Linked DNA regions of Homo sapiens: all the other regions are linked to region 2. Evidence: read pairs that join two places in POLR2A ChIA-PET (ENCODE). Cell type or tissue: OCI-LY7. All regions are shown on one strand. Region 1 overlaps TCF4 (transcription factor 4). Region 2 overlaps MBD2 (methyl-CpG binding domain protein 2). Region 3 overlaps TCF4 (transcription factor 4).

Region 1 (4,000 bases), 1.2 Mb after region 2:
AGAAAAAGCACAAAAAAAAAAAAACCACTATCATCCAAAAAAAAAAAAAAAAAAAAAAACCCACCCTGAATAGAGAAATCGAATACTTGCTTTTCTTTCGACCTTATGGGTAGCACGCCGAGGGAGGCACCAGAAGATCTAAGCCCAAATACGTGATGAAGAGTCGCCAAAAAGCATGTGGATGAATAAACTGTTGTGGCGTGAATCTGCCAGCCAGAGGACAGAACACAACATGCTGGGGCTTGGCTGTCCTAACATGTTTTACTATGTACATTTAAATAGTCTTGAAAGGGAAAAGGAAAGAAGGGAAAAGGTGGAGGGTTTGGGGGGTTTTTTTTAATATTAAAAAAAAAGTTTGCCAGAAATTCTCATACTTGGGTCACAAATAAAAGTACTTTCCTATTATTAAAAAAAAGAGAATCTAGTTCTTAGGCTAACACTCATCACATGTTTCCTATGATGGAAATTTAGGGGGGTGGTTTAAAGAGTTAAAGACTCCCTACCATTAATTTGCATCTGGTGCTTTTAGTGTGTGTGTGTGTTTTTTTCTTCCCTGAAAAGTTGGCAGAGCCGCCGATTTTCCATAATGCAAGCATTTGGGAATTGTGAGCGGAATGAAACCGATCCAATCTCCTGACTGCGACATGAATTTTCATTAATTACAACCTTGTCAGCAAAAGCATTATCAAAGCTGAATATGAAAATGCTAATGAGTCCTCATTTGCATATTTTTCTTTGTTGGAATGTCATTAATTATTACATTTTATGATGATGAATGCAGCTGTCGAAGCTCTCCGATGCATAATTAGCCATCAGAATGCCAGGAGCCGATCAGCATTTTTGGGTGAAAAAAAACAAATTTCACTTCCACTCTCCCCCAACCCAACACCACCAAACACACACACACACACGCACATGCTCACACACACACGCACACACAGACTCGGAGCCCTGATGATGACAGTCCTGAGGCCGGACTTTGGGGGAAGTTGAAAAGGGCTAGGTTAAAGCAAATTTATTTTTGCCTTAAAATTATTTTGTTTTTAGGCGATAATGGTCTTATACAATAGAAGCAGTTCTTAATAAAAAAAAATCGTTATTCCAGCTTAATTAATGCCACGCTTAATTATAACACCATGATGTCAGCGGTTTTAATTAAGTATTGGCTCCGTTACAAAAAAAAATCCTCACTGCAGTAAGAGTCACAATACACAGAGTTGTGCAAATCATTTCTGCGATATTTTGGTCTTCCGTGGTTCACGAACTATTCAGATATTAACAGGCAGCATTAAAACTCCACGCACACACGCGTGCGCAGGAGAGGCACACGCGCGCGCGCACACACACACACACACACACACACACAATCAAGCAAAGGGGAAAAACCGTACTTTCCTACTACATTACTTGGACAGACTTTAGAGCTTACCTACTTGACCACTTTTTTGAGCTAAAGTGTAAGTGAAGATGACAAAACATAGCTCATCCTCTCTCAGCCTCTGGGAACGGTGTTTATAAGTAAAAAAAGAAAAACAACACAGAGCAGATGGGACCATTACACATGACCAAACCAATCAATCACAGATGAAGGGCCCAGGTGCAGCGCAGCCGTGCAACAACGCACCATTTCACAGTCTGTCAGACACACACACACGGTCGTCCATGAGTGACCCTCCTCAGCTCCCCCCGGACCTCATCTGGGGCGCTGCGCCCCTCTCGCCTGCCTACACTCCAACTGACGTCTTCATAATCGCCCTGTCTTTCTATCTGCTTTGGCTCCTGTAAAGAGAGGAGGATGGAAGGGGTGGTGACTGGGCGGAAGGGGGGATGGGAGGGGAGATGAGGACAGGGGCTCACATCATTGTCACTTATGAGGAGTCCGGTCTTCCTCCTTCTGCCATCCCCATGGCCCCTCCCTCTCCAACCACCATCAGAATCGCTTTTCTAACCATCATTACGCTCATTAATTTTTAAGGGTGACTGCTTGGCTGCGGCACCCCAACTGTCTGCCATTAGAAATAGAAATTTTGTGTGTGAGTTTCTTGCCTGTGAGGAAAAAAGATGTGTGTCACTCGACAAAGTCATGATTAGATGGAAATGTTAGAAATTAATTAATTGGAAGTGGGTAGGAAGACTTTTCTTAGCCCCCTCCAGATTAGTTAACATGAGACTCTAGTTACCCACAAGCTTCCAAGGAATCAGCTCTGTCTCAAGATTTTGTGTCTTAAAGAAATTCCACAGCCTTTGGCATCCTATATCACAAACTCATCCAGGAATCACTGAACCCAAATGAAATTGTACATTTGTAAGGGTCACAAGCTTACACTGGCAACATAACTGAAACACCAACTTAAACACAAAGTTAGGGACAGGCTCCCTGCTTTAAACTCAGAATTCCTAACTCACAGCCTAACTTTCTATGGCTTGCAGCTTTCCTTTCTTTAAAACAAAACAAACAAAAAGCACAAAAATATCAAACAACAACTAAGGGGGGAGCAGAGAAAGACAGTAACCAATAGAATCAAAAGGATAATACACAGCACTGAGGCCCACCTACCCCATTTGAAAAAAAACTTCATCACACCACATCAGAAAAAAGCAGATTGGTTTTATTGATCCAATGAATTATTTAATCATGTCTTCTTCCTTAAGTCTAGGTAATTTATAACAGTTTTTGAGATCTTTTGATACAGTACAAATATTATAAAGAATCAACTATATTTACTCAAAATATTGAAAATGGATACTTTCCCCAGCTTTAGGAGATGCCTGCTCATCCGAAGAGTGATTGAATGTTCTCGACAATTTATAATTTATTTTGCCTATTTAGAGATGAGAAGGAGTTTAGGAAAGCACTCAAACCCTCCAAAGAACAACTATATGACTGCAAAATAGCTTAAAGGATTTATGTCCCAAAATGCTCATGACATTTTAGGCATTACTGAAAATTTACACTAAGAACAAGAAAAAGTTTAATCAAAATAGACCACACAATCCAGCCACTTTAAGGATTAAGTCAAGTTGTCATTTATGTGAAGCTTCATGTAATGGTGGAAAAAATGAAATAGAGTACAGGCTAAGTTGGGTGAGAAAGTGTCCTACCTAAAATCTGCATGCCATTCCATTTACAGGCAAAGGCAATTTTACACAACACTAGGCAGATTGGATTCGTTGAAATGAAAGCTTTGTCTCTTAGCATGGGCCCTATCATCAATTCAAACATATTTTCAGAATGGTTTGATGATGCACTTGTTTTTGGCTTTTTTTTTTTCTTTTGAGGATTCAGTATGCTTCCCCCAGCTCTTCACCAATGAATTTGTCCTTTGGAAACTTTTAAGTATTGAATGAATCTTTCCATTCCCCAATGGATCCTATAATTTTTATGCTTAGTCCTTGTTAGCAAGGAACCTCATATCTGAAGTCAAGGAAAAAAAAAAACAGAAAACATATTAACATCTTCCATAGCTATGTAGGAAGGGATCACCTTGTGTTTTGAATGAGTATATCTTTTCCTCAAGGAACAGACTCTACACATTTGCATTAATAAATTTCTATTTTCAAGCTCAATAGAAATTGCAGTACAAAAAGCAGATGTGTACGTTGGGCTCTTTCAAATTAAATTTCCAAAAGCAGAGCCTATTCTAGCTCAAGATCAAAGGAACTAAAACACGATCTCCTCCCCCTTCCAATATAATTACAGAGATTTCATTTCTTTTGTTACAATGAGCACAACAGGTAAATCTTAAACCTGAGGGATAATGATCAGGTGCTACAGCTCAGCTTTGCTGGGTGGCTCAATCGCTCTGCTCAGTGCCCCTGCTGTTTAAACTACCACTCTACAGGAAGATGGGAAATGCCTAGTGCTCTACTTTATTCTTGGAGATTTGTTTCCTTTTCCACATCAAGACTACGCAGAATAGCTCTGAGATGGATACAACCCATTTTACAGCAGACTTGTTTCTAAAGAAGGGACATGTCCATCCTAAAACACAAACCAAGA
Region 2 (4,000 bases):
ATTTTAGACCTAAAAGCCTAGGTAATATATATACATCAACACTACACACACACAAGTTTGAGGAAAAAAATTACATTTACTTCAGCTATTCAATATTTGTATACCTGATTTAGTGCAAGGCAGGATGCTGGTAACTGCAGCCCCTATAAGGGGAGTCAGGCCTATGTATACAGCCAGATTAACCATAACTTTTTGGATTAATAGAGAAATGTATTTACTGTTTGCTTCACTTAGCGAAGATTTATGAAAAACGTTCCATATTATACCAGGGACTATGCTGGATACTGAAGATTCAAAAATGAATCAGACACAGCTCCTGACACTGAGGAGGTTCAGAATCTCATGGGTAACAAAGACTTGCCAACTATTTCTTAAAGCAAATGTGATAAGAGTTAACAGAGTAATACTCAAATGCCATAGGAGTTTCCCATTTCTGCTAGGGGACTCTAGGAAAGGCTTTTTAAAAGAGATGAATGCCTGTTAAAAAGAATTTTAAGGACACGCATCCTTGCTTATCCATGCATTCTTCCAGTATAAAAATAACAAAGAAAAGAATACCAAGACACAGCATTCAAAAAAAAAAATCTTCAAAAGGGGATGATGGGCCAGGCGCGGTGGCTCATGCCTGTAATCTCAGCATTCACATGCCTGTAATCTTAGCATTATGGGAGGCCAAAGCAGGTGGATCACCTGAGTTCAGGAGTTCGAGACCAGCCTGGCCAACATGGTGAAATCTCGTCTACTAAAAATACAAAATTAGCTGGGCATGGTTGACACATGCCTGTAATCCCGGCTACTTGGGAAGCTGAGGCAGGATAATCACTTGAATCCAGGAGGCAGAGGGTGCAGTGAGTGGAGATCACGCCACTGCACTCCAGCCTGGGCAACAAGAGCGAAACTCCGTCTCAAAACAAAACAAAACAAAATAAAAAATTAAAGGGGACGATGTTCTTCTTCCTCACATCTGTAAAACACTCGATTACTCCTGAGAAATGCGAAGTGTTCAATTTTAAAATCTAATTTTAAATTTTATTATTTATATTCACATAGAGTTTATGTACATCAAGTTCCCAAAATGAGTTTGAATTTGTATTATACTGAGAACAAAGACAGGATGAAATCATGAAATCTGCAGATATTATTCAAACTTCATTATATTCCATATTTTTATTCTCCTTCCTTGGGAAGTTTTAGTTTTTAGAAGTTCTGATAAAATTAAGTAAAACACCATATTACAAAATTTTCCTAATCGTTTCTCACTGGAAATGGCAAAGAACAATGAAAGATCAATACATAAGAGCTGTAAGAGGCATTAAGATTCCCAGCCAAACACTAAATCCAGGAAGAGTTTATGGTTTATTTCTAATTCATCATGCATGTCTTGAGAAGATTTTAAACATGAGTAAAAAAGTTATGAATTTCTATGAGCCCCACTATAGAATCTAAAAACCAAAATCAAAAAAAGCATCACTTCCTTTAACATTCCATTAAAACTAAATTATGAAAAAAATGATGATATCTCATTAACTAAATTTTTAAAAGCAATGTGAAAAAATCTACCAATTTCTGTTGGAGATTATTTTTAGAATGTATATGCATCAGTTCCTTTGAGCTATGTATTTCCTCTAATACAAGTATTGTGGGTGTTGCGGCAGGTGAGACTTTGCATGTCAGATTCTAAAAATCAGATGTAGGACAGACAGCAATGCTGCACCCTAACAAAAATTCCTTTGGTATCTCACAAAAAGATGTGATAGTACAGCTAAGGAAGATATATCAGAGCACAATCTCCACCACACCTATGTCTTTCATTTCTGGGTGCAGGCTTCAATCACACAACATCAAGAGAAAAGACTTAAAGCAAGCCAAACTTTCTATTATGCAATTAAGCTCTTAATAAATATTGGATTTCTTTCCTTTCTCTAACTAGAGATTTTTAAAAAATTGATCTGTACGGTATATTTCAACTGTATCTCAAACCTCAATATCTGAGAAATAACAGGGTTAATCCTAGGTTGAACATTTATCAAAGAGAGAATATTTCTGAACAAATTGATCACTTTTATTACTCAGAACAATACTGCTTTAATTATGTGGATTTATTACATTTTTTTCCCCTCCAGGATTATTTAAAGCTGGAGGGTTATCCTTTGGTACAATAGCTTCACTACCAAATAGGATTTAAAATTTACCCTTTGACATCTTCAGGATACAAGTGTAATAGTAAATAATCACATTATCTCAATGGCACACTAAGCCCAATAAAGTAGATTAGACATGGGGTGTTGCAATATTTGAGAATACAAGTAGGGATCTCTATGCCATGCAACAGAGCATGGTGGTTAGGAGTTCTGAGGTTAAACCACCAGCTTCAGGTTGTATCTTTGCACTTACTAGCTGTACAACCCCAAGCACACTACTTCCCTTTGCTAACTCCCAATCTGTAAAATGGAGATAACTGTACCTGTTTCATAGGGTTATAAGAATCCAGTATGATAGGCTGGGCGCGGTGGCTCACGCCTGTAATCCTAGCATTTTGGGAGGCTGAGGCAGGTGGATCTCAAGGTCAGGAGTTCAAGACCAGCCTGACCAACATGGTGAAACTCCGTCTCTAACTAAAAATACCAAAATTAGCCAGGCGTGGTGGTGTGCACCTGTAATCCCAGCTACTCAGGAGTCTGAGGTAGGACAATCACTTGAACCCAGGAGGCGGAGGTTGCAGTGAGCTGAGATTGCACCACTGCACTCCAGCCTAGGTGACAAAGTAAGACTCCGTCTCAAAAAAAAAAAAAAAAATCCAGTATGATAGCTCATGTAAAGCATTTAGCAAAATACTACTAATAGGTGCCAAAATTCTGAGAGCTGTAACACAAATACACATAGAATTAAGGCACAGAAGACCCTACACTACTATACCCGATGTTACACAGTCGATGAAATTCAAATGCCGATTTCTCACTTGTGTCTGTGCACTATGAGCAACCTATTTACCATTTTCACTGTATCTCTAATATTCAAAATTCCAGAAAAAGGCTTTCCACAGTACCTTCACACTGATGATGAAAATTAGAAACTACAAAATGCATAGCCTTATTAATAAAATACCTCAACCAATTTTATCCCAACACACCACCACAAGAACAGAAATAAAGCAAAAACTACAAAGTCATTTTAAGGCTTGTTTTACAAAACGTTAGGTGGAATATCAATTGGTAAACCCTTATTTAGCATCTGAGTGTTTGGCATTGTGTCGAGGGGAAAGACAGCTATGTGAGAAAGCCACAAGTTCTAAGTAAATGAATATGAGAGTTATACAAGGGACACCAAGTTTAACTACATAGGAATTATGAGAAAGAAGACAATATCAGAAAAGGCTTTTTATTGGAATCCAAGAAGACTTTAACACAAATATGTAAGAACTATGACAATAGTCACATTGCTTACCTGGGTCCACTCAGTCAGTTTTCTAGATACTACATGGAGGGTCCATTTATTTTTTGTTTGTTTGTTTTTAAAGGCAAACCAAGGTGAGGGGAGGAGCATGGTTGAACCTCAGTGATTCAGAATTCATGCTCTTGAAGCATCATACTAGTCTTTAGCAACAAATGGCACACACACACACACATATGTATATTTGAGACTGTGTCTCGCTCTGTCGCCCAGGCTGGAGTGCAGTGGCGTGATCTCAGCTCACTGCAAGCTCCGCCTCCTGGGTTCACGCCATTCTCCTGCCTCAGCCTCCCGAGTAGCTGGGACTACAGGCATCTGCCACCATGCCTGGCTAATTTTTTTGTATTTTTAGTAGAAACAGGGTTTCATCATGTTAGCCAGAATGGTCTCGATCTCCTGACCTCGTGATCCACCCGCCTCAGCCTCCCAAAGTGCTGGGATTACAGGCGTGAGCCACAGCGACCGACCTAGACTTGATTTTTTTAAAAAAGGCAAGAGGGGGCTACTAAAAGACTATGTGAGGAAGAAAATATCTCAAAAATATCAATCA
Region 3 (4,000 bases), 1.2 Mb after region 2:
CCTGTTGTGCCATCAAATACTAGATCTTATTCATTCTTCCAACTCTTTTTTGGTAGCCATTAAGGTCAAGTATTCTTATTTAACAAATAAACCTTCTACTCTTAAGTTCTACTCTGGTGAACTTGAAATACTGATTGCACTAAACTGTAGCACCTTCTCTCAAATGTGGTTTGCTTGCTTGCTTAGCCCAATGCCTGATGCAATGTGAGTGAGCAATAAATATAAATGATAGGTAACCTTCAACTTTACCTGTAAATATGTTGAGTTAAGAATAAGTCTATCTGTAGTTATCAGCTGAGGACTGGAAATGATTGCAAACTTATTTTTATTAAATAGTCTTAGATTTGGCTCCATGATATTGGCAAATGCTGAGTCTGTAACCATTTGGACTACACATACTTCTGACCCATTTTCAAAACCACTAGTGCCATGTTTACTGTTTGTCTCTTCCCCATTTGAATAAAATCTCCACAAGGGCAGGCATTATTTTCTGCCTTGTTTCCTGAAGCCAAGTACCTGACACATAGTGCTGAGTATGTATTTGCAGAATGAATGATAAACACTGAAACATGGCTTGTACAGCCCTTCATGAGCTGGCTCTCATGTTCATGTAGAGCCTACTCCTCATACCCTTCCTCTTCCAGTGATGGGAAGGAGAAATGCACAGTCCTCTCTCTACTTGTAGCCTTCTTTAGATCTGGCTGCCATGACTCAAACACGCCTCCATCCATTCCCATGCCAGCTCCCTCTGGCTGGCTGTTTTCCTGATCACTCAGATCTGAACTTAAATGTCAACTACCCTGAGTTTCTCTGTGCTATGTCCCTCCCTGTAAGGAGCTCCCACAGGACCCTATATTTCTCTTGGCCTGTTCACTACATCCTGTGTCTTACAGCAGACAAAAAGCAACTCCAAGTATGTGGTGATAAAGGGTGTATCTCCAACACCAAGCTGTGCAAGTATGTGACACAAGTCTGATGCTCAATAAGCATCTGAGGAATAGACTTAATGAATGACTCAATACTATCTATGAAAGAATCATAAGAAGCACCTACCTACATCCAGAAAAACTGATAGTAATCACTACATGATACAAGTCAAATAAGCTTACAAACAACATAACTTAAAATCCAATTATGCAATATGTTTTGAGTCTTTCCAAAAGTTATGGGTATTCTTGAACCATTAATAGTGAGATATGCCTTCAAATAAACCACCAATCAAGATTCTGTGATTAGAAAAAAGTTCCTGGGTAAAGAAATGGTTATTAACATCCAGAGAAATAATTTTATATGATTAATAATTTAACTACTTTATTCATTAAAATAAAACAGCTTTAATTCCCCGTAAAGGTTACATTTTCAACTTCCCCAAAATTCTCAATAAAAGCAGGTTTTAATAATTTCAATGGTAAAATGGTATTCTATGATGTAAGAAAACAAGTAAATAAAATTTCTAAATTCCATACATTTTCTTTCTGTTTGGGCCACATATTACAAGACACAGAGGAGACATTAACCAATTTTCTCTCTGCATCTTAATTTTCTTAAATATACAGAATTCAACAGAAGCACAAAAGAAGCAAAATGAAAGATATATGAAATCTAAGAGGTGAAGGTCTACCACCACAGTCAAAATGTTAGCCGGGGACCTCATAGGAGCCTATGAAATTGCAGTGCTGAGCAGCCTGAGGTCAGGTCTGTATCCAGAATGTGAACAAAACATTACCTGTATGTGAAAAACCCACACAGACAAAAACAGTTTTATTATTCCAAAGGTCACTGGACATACAACTAAATATCTTTATTATCCACGTCACTATTTTACAGACTGAACAGCAACAACAACAACAACAAAACTCATAAAATCAAACAACTTGGAGTTTGTATTTCTTTTACAGAACAGACAGCCTTAAAAAGTCTTTGACTGCACAAAATAAGTCCTAGAAGATAGCAGAGATAATATTAGAAAGTGTAACAAAATCACCCAAGTCCCTGAGAAAAACATTCATGCCTACAACCAATATTGAAGCTAATTTCTTAGCATCCTTAGCTATTTCCCTAACCATTTTGCATAAGGCAAAGATTCCCACTTCACTGTTGCTTGGTCTTAGCTACACATTACAAAAAATAATGAATGGGGGTTCTTTTCGAAATATTTATAATGCTGACTTCCCTCTAATTTGGCTTGCCTTTTTTCTAAATTGGTAAAAATCTGCTAACCCTTTTTCCTTTAATACAAGAAAAATCACACCTACCACATACGTATGATGTTGAATTGTGAATCTACAGCAATGAAGGTTTCATTCACAACATTATTATAGAAGCAAATCTTTAGGGCCAGTAGATTAAATCTATCAATTTGATGAACAATTAAAATATAAAAGAGGGATAATTTCAGCCCATTCTCTCTCTCAATGGAAATATGCACGATTTTAACATATTAGAAGTTATCCATTTTCTTTGATCTAAAAATTATTAATTTTTTGCACACAAATATCTTAGTGGTAAATAATTAGGTGCTAAGTAGGTGATGATTCACTTTTCCTGAGTGAAAAAGGATTTAAAAATAAGTATTGAGTTCAAGAAAAAATAACAATTTTGAAAACAAAATTGACAATTTTTTGAAGCAATGTGTAGGTCAGAAATTCCTGTTTAAATAACAGAAGCCTAGATCCCAGCCCAGGCCTCTAAACACAGAATCTCACAGACGGAGCCCAGGCATCTGCAGTGTATGAATGGGCCACATGTTACTCAGATGCACAGCAAGGTTGAAGAACTGCAAAGTGCAATCTTATTTCTCATGGGGTTCAGGAGTCCTGGGCAGACATCTCAAGAATGTCACTCATCAGATATATGTCAGATATATAAGGCATCAGGAAATGGTAGACTATAGTGAAATTCAAAGTAAATATAGGTTTAGGCCAGGCACAGCGGCTCACGCCTCTAATCCCAGCACTTTCGGAGGCCAAGGTGGGCGGATCACTTGAGGTCAGGAGTTTGAGACCAGCCTGGCCAACATGGTGAAACCCCATCTCTACTAAAAATACAAAAATTAACTGGGTGTGGTGGTGCATGCCTGTAATCCCAGCTACTCAGGAGGCTGAGACAGGAGAATTGCTTGAACCTGGGAGGTGGAGGTTGCAGTGAGCAGAGATCATACCACTGCACTCCAGCCTGAGTGACGGAGTGAGACTTCGTCTCAAAAAAAAAAAAAAAAAAAGTAAATGTAGGCTAAGATTGACCACAGCTGCTTCCTAGAGGCCTCTGCTCAGCCCCTCACTCTCTCCTCTCATTAGTCACTCAGCCATTGAGGTGGGGTTGGTATTGCTATGATTATAGTTGTCTCGCACATGTTAGTACCCCCTCAATAAGATGGCAAACTCACCCAGGGCAGGGACCAAGTCTGACAGTCCCCAGAAGAGTGATCTATTCCCAGAAAAAAAGCCAACCAAACTGCAACTCACTCTACATAAAGAAACGCAAATGTGAAAAAAGAAAGTGATGTAGCTCAATGGACCCTTCTCCATTGGATGAAGTCTAACAGCTTTCAGAGACACCTGAACATGGAACATTACATATGAGAATCAAGGGACCACGGGAGTCTGTTTCAACTAAAAGACACCACCTGCAGTCCTGGTAGGAAAGGTAGCACTGGAGATTAATTTTACCAGAAGACTTTTGGCCATGGGAACAAGGACTACAGGACAAAACTGTGTACTGGATGAAAGTTTCTTCAGCCCTCTCCTACACACTCAGAAGCAGCTTCTCTGAAACATTCCATACTCCAGTCCCACACAGCTGTTACAGTAGTATCTGAAGGTGAGAAGAAGGGACCGAAGTGAAGCTCCCTCCTCATAACAGTGTTTGCATTAATGAGTATCTTAAAGTATTCTTTGAACACTAAGCAAAGACAGATTAATGCTGAGAACAGAAATTGAAAGGTGTTTTTAGTAAGCCCAGTTTTGCTGAGCCCTAAAATTGACAGAGGCCAAGAGAAGGG

What was found. ChIA-PET counts read pairs that join two places held together with the same protein. Peaks named below come from ENCODE experiments on the same cell type or tissue, not always from the same donor. Only the 100,000 strongest peaks of a DNase experiment are listed, where the experiment ranks them.
Region 1: POLR2A ChIA-PET joins it to region 2 with 6 read pairs; 1 of 35 experiments calls an interaction of 5 or more read pairs at or near these places.
Region 3: POLR2A ChIA-PET joins it to region 2 with 8 read pairs; 1 of 35 experiments calls an interaction of 5 or more read pairs at or near these places.

The regions. Positions count from the first base shown.
Region 1 is chr18:55,422,090-55,426,089 of GRCh38, forward strand. All of the region lies in intron 5 of TCF4 (transcription factor 4), which reads right to left. Among named protein-coding and RNA genes, the nearest start is that of TCF4-AS1, 28 kb to the right of the region's middle. RefSeq lists an enhancer at 305-1,759. In OCI-LY7, no CTCF peak of the experiment used is centred here; DNase peaks (open chromatin) are centred at 192, 492, 872 and 1,662; H3K4me3 peaks cover 3,084 bases; H3K27ac peaks cover 3,877 bases.
Region 2 is chr18:54,216,183-54,220,182 of GRCh38, forward strand. The region is part of intron 1 of MBD2 (methyl-CpG binding domain protein 2); the gene reads right to left. Among named protein-coding and RNA genes, the nearest start is that of SNORA37, 4.2 kb to the right of the region's middle. In OCI-LY7, no CTCF peak of the experiment used is centred here; DNase peaks (open chromatin) are centred at 1,649 and 2,349; H3K4me3 peaks cover 3,902 bases; H3K27ac peaks cover 4,000 bases.
Region 3 is chr18:55,435,000-55,438,999 of GRCh38, forward strand. The region is part of intron 5 of TCF4 (transcription factor 4); the gene reads right to left. Among named protein-coding and RNA genes, the nearest start is that of TCF4-AS1, 16 kb to the right of the region's middle. RefSeq lists an enhancer at 3,849-4,000. In OCI-LY7, no CTCF peak of the experiment used is centred here; no DNase peak of the experiment used is centred here; H3K27ac peaks cover 949 bases.